Regions from separate parts of the Mus musculus genome. Here all the other regions are linked to region 2. The links are chromatin contacts, found by POLR2A ChIA-PET in ENCODE. All regions are on one chromosome and are shown on one strand. Each heading gives the region's core, a stretch centred on a gene start or an enhancer-like site at or near the end of the contact. The rest is flanking DNA. Distances are from core to core; before and after follow the strand shown.

Region 1 (3,734 bases), core at 291-2,790, 76 kb after region 2:
GTAAAGGGCTTGCCAGCAAGCCTGACCACCTGCCCTCAGCCCCCGGAGCCCCTGCAGAGGGAGGAGGAAGGAAGTGGTCCTGCAAGCTGCCTTCTGAGCGCCACAATTCTGCTGTGGCACTAGCACATGCCTGTACAATAAGTAAATAAAGTGTAACCACTTAACTAAAGTAAACAACGAATGGGGGTGGGGGATGGAACCATTGGGGCGGCAGAGGCAGACAGGTCTCAGTCCCAGGCCAACCTGGTCTACAGAGCAAGTTGTAGGACAGCCAGGGCTACACAGAGAAATCCTGTCTCAAAAAAACAAGACCAACCAAAAAAAACAAAAAAACAAGAAAAACCAATAACAACAACAACAAAAAACTGAACTCAGCTTTCCCCTCCCCCATCTCTCCACCCTCACCCCCCCACACACGCAAAGATCCCAGTGCTATGATTGGTGGTCTGGTGGAGGTAATAACAGCTATAACAGCTAGCAACTCTCCTCAATACTTCTGGAATTATTCGGGCTCCTTGGAGAACCCTGAGGCAAGAAGAAGTCATCCAGCTAGGAGTTATGGATTGCGGGAATCCAAGTCGGGAGCCTCCTGATAGCTGCTGAACAAGTTCTGAATCTTCCTCTCTTGGGAGGACGGCAGGCGCCGCCCCCAGGCAGCAGCAAGGTGGGGAGTCCTGAGCCGGCTCACTCTGGCTCCAGGGTACACCAACCCTGGAATTCCCCAGCGCAGAAGCAGCCTGGACTTCCCCAGGGGTGAGGATGAGGAACGGGTGTCTGTGGGGGAGGGAACCGGACCTCAAGATTCACTTTAGGACGGGCCAGCCCCTCAGACCATCTGTTCCCCACCTCAGCCATATTCTGACTGCCCCATGACAAGGACTGTGACCACAGTTCCCATTGCACAGACCATGAGCCCAGGTTCTAAACGTGCATGTTTTAGGAGAGTAGTGTGTTTTGAGCCTGTAACCCGAAGAGCCGCGAGGCCTTGAGGACTGAGTTCAAGGCCAGCCTAGGCTAACGTGTCAAGGCATCATTCTCAAAACAGGAAAGAAAGGAAGGGAGGGGAAGAGGGGGACAGGGGGAGAGAGAGAGGACAGAGAGAGGGGGAGGGAGGGAGGGACTGGGAGGGAGAGAGAGAGAGAGAGAGAGAGAGAGAGAGAGACCGAGATTTTGGGTTCTGTAACCCACCCATGGAGTGATGCTACGTGGGATTCGAACTCCGGGCTGTTAGTTTTCAACCCTGGGTTTCCAATCCCACTTCCCGTTAACAGCTGAATTTATGTGATGTTCCGCTGGCCGGGAAGCAGGGATTTCGACCGCGCTCTGGGTCCTGGAGTTTGGAGACCTGCCCCCCAAAGCGACCCCACCTCGGACTCACCAGGGATCACAACGGTGACCAGGGCCAGGAGCAGAGGTAGCGTGGGCTTGGCACGGGTTGAAGCCATTGCAGGGCCAGGGCAAAGTGCAGGTAGCAGCGGAGCTCAGCACTAGCACTGGGTGCAGACTGAGGCGGGCGGCGCTTTTATAGTCTCTGGCTCACGGGGGGCCGAGGGGCGGTGCTGTCGGGGCCACTTTCCGGGAAACCTCGCGCCTTCCCCTCCGGAACGAGGGCTTCGGTATTTCCGGGTGGAGACTGTGCCCTGGCAGAGAGGGGTGGTCCTGCCTCGCTGGCCCCTGCGATCTAGGAATTTCCAAACTGAAGTAATGACATGTGGGGGGAGGTGGTGTCAGAGACCAGCAGGTGAGTCCGGAGAGAAGGCCCCGGGCCTCCAGGAGTCACGCCTCCTGGTTAACTGATTGACTACTGCCTAGTCCCCTGCGACATCAGGACCGCCATCCCCTCAAAGGGATAAACTGAGGCTCGGCATTTCGCAGGGATCCGAAATCAAGTCCTGATTTCCCCAACTACTGCAAGCCTCTTTAACCCACCAGACATGCCCTTGCCGGGGATAAGGGCTCCCTGGAATCGTTAGGGGACGCCATCCATTCAGAGGTGCCCCTCTCCCCAGGACCATGCTCCACCCACTTGGCACTAGAGATGAAGCAGCGATCCAAGCAGGCCCGGACAGATCCGCTGTGAGAAAGTCCTGCCTGAGAGGCAGTCCTCACTTCCCTTCTCCCACTCACGACTGCTCCCGCCCCCGCGGCCTCGGTTCCCCTTTTCTGCTTTGACTTCTGGGGCGTCTTGACAGCTCCCCCAAAAGGAAGGAAGATGTCTGGTCCTGTGGCGTGGAGCCCTGCACCTCCCTTTCTTAGACTGGATGAGAAACAGAACTCCGAAGAGGAGAGGCACCTCTCAGAAAGCAGAGATCCCCCACTCCCCAGCGCGCCTTATGGGGGGGTTTCCTCTCCTTCTCACTCCTTTCCCCCACTTCCTCCATCCTCTGGCCCCGCCCCGTGCTAGTTTCTCCCCTTCCCCCTCTCATCTCTCCCCCTGCTGTCTCTTCTTGAGGTCAGGTGTCAAGTAGCTCAGGGTGACCTCAAACGCCCTGTAGTTGAGGATGACCTTGAACTCCCGATCCTGCCTCGTGCTCCACTGCTCTTGCTTTTCGCAGTGAAACTGAGGCAGACCTTGAACAATGAGATTGGACAAAGAGAGATATCAAACCCTAGTCTTCCAAGACCCAGTGGCTTGCTTACTGGCCTTTGGACGCCCGAGGCTTCCTGTTTTAAGACGCCTATACAGTTGCTGTGGAGACCAGCCCTGGGCCAGGAGGTCGTGCTGCAGATGCGGAAGGGAGAGGTCGAGATGCACGTGTGCTCTTCCTCCAGAGCCCACAGCTCCCAGGCCACTCCACACCCAAGCCTGAAGCCTGGTTATTCCTAAGGAATTTCCACGGGGATGTTTTGATTGGGGGGGGGGGGTGTCTGGGGAGCGGGCACTCAATCTCTACCCCAGGACAACTATGATGGAGTTTCAGAGTGACCTCAAGGGAATCTGGGAAATCCCTCAGAGTGGATTTTTCTAGTGGTGTCACTGAGAGTCTTTGGTCCTCATTTCACCTGTTTGAGACTCCATTGCCCTAAGGTCCCATATGCAGTCTTTAGTTTGACTGTTTAAAGCGGCACCTTCTGTGTTGAGCGCACCAATCGGTCCAAGAGCTGAATATTGGAAAATCCTGCTTTGATCCTCAGTGGAGCATCAATGAGCAGAACATAACTCCTTCAACAGAGAAGCCAGCAGCATACAGCAGCAGCCTGGAAGTGTACTGAAGAGTACACTGGAACAAGACCAGAGACTGACTGGATGAGTTTAAGGTCAGTTCCACAAGACATGATTTCTTCAAGAACCATAAACTGGGGGCTGGAGAGATGGATGGGTCAGCAGTTCAGAGCAAGTGCTCTTGCAGAGAACACAGGTTCAATTCCCATCACCCTCATGGCAGCTCACAACCATCTGTAACTCCAGCTCTAGCGATCTGATGTTTTCTTCTGGACACACACACAGTCTTATGGCTGGAGAGGTGGCTCAGTGGTTGAGTGTATATCCTGCTATTGCAGAGGACTGAAATTAAGTTCCCAGCACCCATGCCAAGCAGCCAGCATGCATGTAGTACACACACACACACACACACACACACACACACACACACACACACACACAAGCACACTAAGTGTTAAGTGTATAAAATACACATATAAAATAAAATTAATCTAACACAGTAATTAAAAAAAATTAATCTTAGCCGGGCGTGGTGGCACACGCCTTTAATCCCAGCACTCCAGAGGCAGAG
Region 2 (3,957 bases), core at 732-3,231:
GTTGTCTGGGGCAGGGCTTGGTTGTCTGGGGCAAGCACCTGGCCATTTAGACACCAGCGGTTAGAACCCACGTTTAGAGTAGCCAGGGGGGCAGGGCCTGGCCACGTGCACCTTGAGGGTTTTACAGCACACCTTGCAGTGCCAGGCCCAAGGCCATGAGCTCCAAAGCTCCGGCATGAGGGCACCAGGCATGGGGTACCTCATTACTTGTCAACCTAAACCACGACGGCACCTATCACTGCCAGGAAACTGGCCCAAGAACACCTTGCTCACAGTGACTGACATTCAAGGTAACGGAGGAACCTGTACGGTCTACAGGGGCAAGTTCAGCAGGAACCCAGGACACACATATGCACTTGGGTCTCTCTGTGCCGATCAAGGCCAGGATGGCCAACATCACTATGGGGGTGTTCATGCCCCTAGGGATGGTGACCACTGCAGTGGCGTCAGTGTACACCCTCAGGATGCAGAACCCGAGTGGCTGCTACCACTTGAGAAACAGAAGTACCTCTGTGTCTCTCAGCACACTGTCGTCCAAAGATACAGCCCAGGGTAAGTTGTCCTGAGACAGGGGAAGACCAAGGTCCAGACTGAGAGGAGGATTGGGCCGTATCAAGTTCCAGATCAATAAAACCTTCAAGGGCTGGAGAGATGGCTCAGTGGTTAAGAGCACTGACTGCTCTTCCAGAGGTCCTGAGTTCAATTCCCAGCAACCACATGGTGGCTCCCAACCATCTGTAATGAGATCCGATGCCGTCTTCTGGTGTGTCTGAAGAGAGTGACACACATTAAATGTACTCACATTAAAAAATATAAAAATAAATCTTTAAAATAAAACTTTCAGCATGATAGTGCACACCTTTAATCCCAGCTCTCTGGAGGCAGAGGCAGGTGGATCTCTGTGAGTTCAAGGCCAGCCTAGTCTACAGAGTAAGTTATTCCAGGACAGCCACAGAGAAACCCTGTCATGAAAGACAAACACACACACACATTAGCACTTGCCCATAGACTCCTGAAAGTAGTTTTCTGGTGCTAGAGAGATCCATGTCTGTCATTATAAACTGCTGATCTTTTCTTCCTTGTGTCTTTTGCCAGTTCCTTCCCCAGCTCCTGTTTAACTTTTTGCTTCCTGTGCTGTCTATCTCTACTACCCCTACCAAGTCTGCTGGAAATGAAACTCAGGGGTTGCCATGCTTAGCAGTTAGTCCTTTTTTTCTTTGTTTTTTGAAACCCTGACTTACTATGTAGACCAGGCTGCTTAGGCCTTCAGAGTGCTGAAAATAATGCCAGCATTTGTCGTTGTTATTTGGTTGTTTGTTTTTCTTTTTTGAATCAGGTTTATCTCAAACTTGAGTTGTATAGTAGGGAATGACTTTGAACTTCAAGTCCTGCAGCTTCCATTTTGGTTTTTCGAGACAGGATGTCTCTGTGTAGCCCTGGCTGTCCTGGAACTCACTCTGTAGACCAGGCTGGCCTCGAACTCAGAAATCCACCTACTTCTGCCTCCCAAGTGCTGGGATTTAAGGCGTGCGCCATCACTGCCTGGCAGCTTCCATTTCTAAAGTGCTGGAATTGCATGCGTACATCAGTACACCTAATTTTTGTCTGTCGTTTCATTTTCTCTTTTGAGACAGGATCCTCATGAATTTGATTTCCGTTGTAACTGTGGATGACATCATAAGATCTGCCTTCCCCTCTAAAGGGCTTAGATTACAGGTGTGTGCACCTGACCAACTCTTAAGGCGGTGTTAGGGATTCACGCCTGCCTATTCTCAATCCTGCCTTGTAAGGCGGCTCCATGTTGCAGCTCCGCCCTTTTATTCAATGGCCCAGAGTCAGGGGAAGGGGGCAACGCTCGCGGGGCTGGTTCTAGCCAATACGCTGAAAGGGGCCGGGAGAGAGGCGGGGCTTCCACCAACCAATCACTACACGCGACCTCCTTGCCGCTCTATGTCGCTCCGCCCTGAGCTCGCTGGTCCCAGAAGGCGCCGGGTTTCCCAAGATGGCGGCCGACGTGTCCGTTACTCACCGGCCGCCGCTGAGCCCAGAGGCGGAGGCCGAAGCGGAAACTCCCGAGACCGTCGATCGCCGGGCGCCCGAACAAGAGTTGCCGCCGCTCGATCCGGAAGAGATCCGGAAACGCCTGGAACACACTGAGCGCCAGTTCCGTAACCGCCGCAAGATACTGATCCGAGGCCTCCCGGGGGACGTGACCAACCAGGTATGGGGGGTGGGGGTGAGAGCGTGGCGGGAAACACCACGGTGCGCGTGCGCGCGCACGCGGGCGGGGGGGTGGAAACCGGGCGGTACCAACGCTGCTGTGAGTGGGGGCTCTCCCCAGTGTCATATCCTCTCCCAGGGTCGTGAAACATTAAGAACGAAGTGGAAAGGGCATGGTTAGGAAAAAGAAAAAAAAGAAAACACTTTAAAGTGCTGGTCGACGTTGCTAGGGGCGACCATCGGACTTGGGAGAGGCCAAGTGGTTGAAGGTTGCAGGTAGTTGGAAGGGGCAGGCAGCTGTGGCCCTGCTGAAATATGTACGGGAGACTGTGAATAGATTGATTGAAATAGATTCCAACTGACCCATGCATATTCAGAGGGTTGTTTCCCTCCTCTGCCTTCGGGTGACAGGAGCTCAAATCTGGAAGTTTCAGAATTAAGAGCATGGCTTTTCTTATCAAGCATAATCGACACCTTTTAGAGGTAGACCCGGAAGTTGGAGCTGCATCCCTCAATGCCTACTAGAATTGATTTGGGAAAATGAAGTCTCCTTTCGACATGAACATGCCGCGGTGGGGGGCGGGGGTTGTATTCTGTGGCACTTCCCTGTGGCTAATCTTGTCTGCCGGGACTGCCCTTCTATTGGGAACCCATGTAGAGCAGGGTGTGCAATGCTCTTTGGACCCAAGAAAGTGGTATCTCTGTTGCCCTGCCCGGTGGTGGTGGGATAGGCCCTTTCTGATTGCTGCTAAATTGTCTGCTCACTGGCTCACCCTAGTACCCCCTGCTCTATAGGCACATGGCTAGTGAAGCTGCAGAGGTGTTGGGGAACACAATAAAGGACCAGACAAGGAATAGACACTTGTGTGCATGGTGTCCTGCATATCTGGAACTGCCAGCCCTATCTCCTTGGGCTCATACACAGGTCATTTGGTGCAAGGAAGCCAGGCAACTTGCCCTGGAAGCCAGCATTCAAAACAGCAGCCCTGTCAACATGAGGGAGTTTGGGTGGCCCCTGCACCCACACAGTGTAGGGTCAGATAAGTGAGTGGGGTCCCTGGTCAGGTAGCATGCCCCCTGTTGTCATGACAGCCCTGGCCAGGTACCCCTGGGTAGCATGCCCCCTGTTGTCATGATAGTTTGTGTGTTTCACTTCTTACAGCCTCAGCTGTTTTCCTCTTGGAGAAAATGGCTTCATAATTAGCTGTGGACCGGTTTCAACCTTGCACAGGGGAATCAGACAAGTTGGGCAGCCTCCTTGAAGGTGTGCAGTTTGAGTTGTTGGTGTTCCTAGCATGTAATCTGCAGTCTTGCCCTGCACAAGATAGATTGTAGAAGATAGCTGTATGGACAAACAGCTATTCATTTATCTGCTTGAATGGAGGGTCCACCTGTAGGCGGCCTTGCCCAGTGACTCCCCGGCTTCTGCTTGTGTCTCTGCAGGAAGTACATGACCTCCTGAGCGACTACGAACTCAAGTACTGTTTCGTGGACAAATACAAAGGGACAGGTTTGTGGGTCATGGATGGACAGGGCAATTATGACATGACAGTCCCCAGTGGTAACAGGACCTGGCTCAGCATCTGTTCTGAATTGTGGGTCCTGTGTTGTGTCAGAGGAAGCAGATCCTTGTTCTGTCTGTCCGTGTCTTAATTTTTTTGAGGCGGGGACTCACATGAAGCTGAGGTTGGCCTTGAACTCCTAGAGATCCACTTACCTGCTTTTGCTTCTTGAGTA
Region 3 (3,942 bases), core at 570-3,069, 74 kb before region 2:
CAGAGCCCCGAGGCTCCACTTACAGTGGCTGTGATCACTGGGACTATCTATGTCAAGAAGACACTGGTAATTAAGGTACACAGGGCAGATGATGCATGGCTTATCGGCCAGAGTAATGACTGTTAGAGCTGCCACTAGATAGAGGTGACAGCATGACTGAGCTGGGTAAAGTGGTGCGCATCTGCCATCTCAGCCCTTAGGAAGCCAAAGCAGGACCGTCACAAGTTCAAGGCCAGCCTCGGCTGACCACAAGAGTGGTCACATTGTCTCACAGGGCCTCAGGGAAGGTTGGCACATATAACAGCCCCAAAGCTCTGAGTCTGTGGAACATATCCTGCCAGCAAGGAGGTGTCCCCTGGAACATGGAAACTGTCGATCTGCTGTCCTTGAAGCAAACAGTCACTATGCCACATTAACCATGGTCCCACAAGGACACAGTTACTCTGTCACCACCACAGACACTATGGCAGAGCCAGCCATCACTGTCATCATGTCACAACTGCACTCTGTGGAGTACAGATACAGCCATGCTGTTACAGCTCTGTGACAGACACCAACATAGTCACCCTGGGACAGTTACAGAAGCCCAGAAGCACAATGCCACTGTCACAATCACTGTCTTCATAGCAGAGTTAGGCAGAGCCCCAAGTACAGGCAGCCCCAGCCTGTCACACACAACTGAAGACCCCTCCCTGAGGCTACCATGGCAGGAATCCCAGCTACTCTACACACCTTCATCTGTCACTTCAGAAAGGTGGGAATTCTTCTTTGATGGGACCTCACATGCCCTTGGCACAGGTCCATGGGGCACCTTGGGGTGCCATGAAGCCCTAACTGCCTGGCTAGGGCTTGTTCCAAGTCATAATACAGCCTGGACTAACACCAGCTACTGTAGGGCTGCCCTGATCCAATTCTCCACCCACTAGCGTCTAGTGTGCTACCCCATGGGAAGTATCCAGCGTGGTTCTTCAGTCACCCCTTATCGAATGTTCCCTAGGACACCCCACAATTAGTCCAGCCTCAGTCAGTCTCTCCAAGAGGTACTCCCATTCCAGCAGCTGCTCTGTACCATTACTGGCTAAGCTTGTAGAGAGCCCTAAAACAGCATGGATCCCCCCGACCCTCAACTTTACCCTGGGTATCCCATAAGTTAAAGGGCTTCTGGTGCAGTGGCGCCCCCTCTCTCCACCCACGCGGGTCACGCTGGCCCCCCCATCCGCCCCACAGCGCCCCCTTTGGCCAGCATTGCGCGTGGCGCCCCTCGAGCGCTTGTGCGCTCCGCTCGCCGGGGGAGTCTCACCGCCTACTGCTGCCTCCGCCGGTACCGGTGCCGTGGAAGGACGAGGGCCAGGACATGCGGGTAGTCCGCAGGCCTGGCCGGTCGCCAGTGTCCACGGCGTCGGCGCGCTCTATGGGCCGGTGCGGCGAGCGCTCTGGCTCTGAGCGCTCGGCACTGTCCGAGTAGCCGCGCTGCTGGATGCGGATCGGGGTCCTCGGCTGCCGCCACAGGTGCTGGGGGGGCGGCTTCAGGGTGGCCTGGCCCTCTCGGGGCCCGGGAAGAGAGAGAGACAGGCTCCTCTCCGAGGGGGCGGCCGGAGGCTCCATGGCTCCCGCTCTGTCTTGTGGGGTGCCCGGGGGCAAAAACGTCCCCTGGCCTGTCCGAGCTCAGTGGCGCCACGGCCGAGGTGCTTGGGGACCCACGGGAGCTCCTGGCCTCAGTGGGGCCATGGCGCCCAAGGACGGAGAACGCGGACGGCGGCGGCGCCGGTGTCCTCCTGGCGCTTGGAGCCCGCTGCGCTCTCGGAACCCGGCGCCAGCCGCGACTCCCCGCCCCGGCCCGCCCCTCCCTGCCCCCCCACCCGCCCGCCCGCCTGGCGACTGTCACAGCGCCACCCCCTCCTCCTCCAAGGAGAGGAGGGTGGCGGTCCTCCACACCCACGCACAACCCATTCCCGCCGGGGAGGGGGCGCCAACGCGCGCCAATCTCCAAGAGCCCTTTGGAGCAGCAAACAACGCACAGGGACCGAAGAGTTAAAGGGTTAATGGCATCGGGACGAAGACATCCGACTGGTTGGCGGGGTGTCACTCAGCCGCATCCATCAAGGCTAGGGCGGAGTCAGGGGCTGTCGTATCCTCGTTTTTAGAACCCCTGTCACCCTTTATCCCAGGTCCCCTTTTGCGGGAGTGGTCCTCGTGCCACCAGGACGCGGTGTCTGCAAGCTAACAGTATTGCACGCAGGACCAATGACAGCGTGTGGCTCCTCCACCGCCTGGCGGGATGTGAGCGCACGTGGCCCCTTCCGAGGGTTGTCTATGTTTTCGATGACGCCTGGAAGTGTGTGCGCGCACGTGGTGACTGCTCCCGCTGCTGCTGTCGGGGGGGTGTAAGAAGGCGCGCGCACGTGTACGACCCGTCGGGAGGGCGGAGCGTCCCGTGGGGTCTGTTCCGGTGGCCCAGGACTGTGCACACCTTCCCACGCACTCCGGCGCTGTATTGTCATTATAATGGGAGGATGCTGGTGCGAGTTGTGCACGTGATTCTTCCTCAGTTGTCTGTGACTGAGGACGCATGTTGGTGTATGGTCGGCCTGGAGGCATCTGGAGGTATGGGAGTGTGTCCCTTTGGGTCCCCCTGTGACTAATATATAGGTATCGCTACCTCTTATCTTTCAGAATTTTTAAATTACATTATTTGTGTGTGTGTGTGTGTGTGTGTGTGTGTGTGTGTGTGTGTATGGGAACTCGAGTCTCCCACTTCATCATCCAAATGCTACATATCTCAACTACTGCAGCAAGATTTGGTCCAGCTGTGCACCCTCAGTCCTTGCGAATACCCATTAGATGCCGAGGATAGGAGAGGACAGAGGACATTCTGCAGAAGTCAGTTCTCTCCTAACGATTCCCTAGTGGGCCTTGGGAATCGAATTCAAATAGGCAAGCTTGGAGGCAAACGCCCTTACCCACTGAGAATCCCGCTGGCCCAATCGCCGCCCCCTCTTCTTTTAATTTTTAAAGACTTTAAGCTGTTCTTCGAAAGGTAAACTGAGGCAGGTGGGAGGGGTAGCTGGGATAGGAGAGCATTGGAGGGTGAAACCCACCCCTGACGTTTTCAGGCGAGTAAACAATCGGAGCCTTTTCCCCGCGTCCCCCGCCCTCAGAACCCCCCTTCCGGCACCTAAATCCGGAGTTGCCGTGACTCACGCTCCCGCCTCCCTCAGCGCCGTGCCGAGCGAACGAGCAAAGAGCGAGTGGGAATCCGAGCGAGTCGCCATCCCTCCTCCCGGCTCTGGCTGAGCCCCGATGGCTGCTGGGCTGGGGGGTGGAGTGCTGTGTGCCCTCCCGTTTCTCACTTCCCTCCCAGGCTAGATCGCTGCTCAGGTGCTGCAATGTCCCTTGGCCCAAGCCCTCGCCCCCTACATCACCTCTCCTGGTCGTCTAGGGGGACAAGCCTTGTATTCTTGCCCCCACCCCCGTTCTTATTAACACACAGGCAATTGAACCTTTCCCAATTTCCAACTTCCTCAACCGCTTTTCTCTAGCAGGAGGGGACTCCTAGCGTGGGTGAAGGAGCGCGGCATAAGAACTGGCCCCCCACCAACAGCCCCAGGTGTTCCCCAAAGCCAGAACTGTATCTGTTCCCCTACTTTTCTCAGGAACCTTCCCCCAAGCATTTGCAAGTGTCACGTTGCCCAGCTGTTACCTTGTAACCATGGGCCACAGCTCTGGACGAGGGTCATAGGGCGGTGACCTGGAGGTGTGGACTGGGCAAGGGCTAGGCTACAGGTATTTGAAGGCTCAAGGACTGAGGTGAATCAAGCTGGACTTGAACTAAATAGAGGCTGGAGTGTGGGAGGGGGGACTTTACTCTCATCTGGAAATAAGTATCATGGCTTGGGCTGGTGAGATGGCTCAGTGGGTTAGAGCACCCGACTGCTCTTCCGA

The links. ChIA-PET counts read pairs that join two places held with the same protein, here RNA polymerase II (POLR2A).
Region 1: POLR2A ChIA-PET joins it to region 2 with 36 read pairs in embryonic stem cell. The contact joins the promoter of Icam1 here to the promoter of Raver1 in region 2. POLR2A ChIA-PET finds 5 or more read pairs at or near these places in 4 of 5 experiments (Patski and embryonic stem cell).
Region 3: POLR2A ChIA-PET joins it to region 2 with 10 read pairs in Patski. The contact joins the promoter of Pde4a here to the promoter of Raver1 in region 2. POLR2A ChIA-PET finds 5 or more read pairs at or near these places in 4 of 5 experiments (Patski and embryonic stem cell).

What each region holds. Positions count from the first base shown.
Region 1 is chr9:21,013,746-21,017,479 of GRCm38, reverse strand. It overlaps Icam1 (intercellular adhesion molecule 1), which reads right to left and starts at 1,540. Exons shown (of 7, transcript NM_010493.3): 1 at 1,379-1,540. The coding sequence starts at 1,445.
Region 2 is chr9:21,090,023-21,093,979 of GRCm38, reverse strand. Raver1 (ribonucleoprotein, PTB-binding 1) reads left to right here and starts at 1,981. Exons shown (of 13, transcript NM_027911.4): 1 at 1,981-2,221; 2 at 3,664-3,730. The coding sequence starts at 2,003. Gm38431 (predicted gene, 38431) reads left to right here and starts at 1,972. Exons shown (of 17, transcript NR_038081.2): 1 at 1,972-2,221; 2 at 3,664-3,730.
Region 3 is chr9:21,163,591-21,167,532 of GRCm38, reverse strand. Pde4a (phosphodiesterase 4A, cAMP specific) reads right to left here and starts at 1,819. Exons shown (of 15, transcript NM_183408.3): 1 at 1,301-1,819. The coding sequence starts at 1,605. It overlaps Gm36118 (a long non-coding RNA gene), which reads left to right and starts at 1,865. Exons shown (of 3, transcript XR_870565.1): 1 at 1,865-2,604.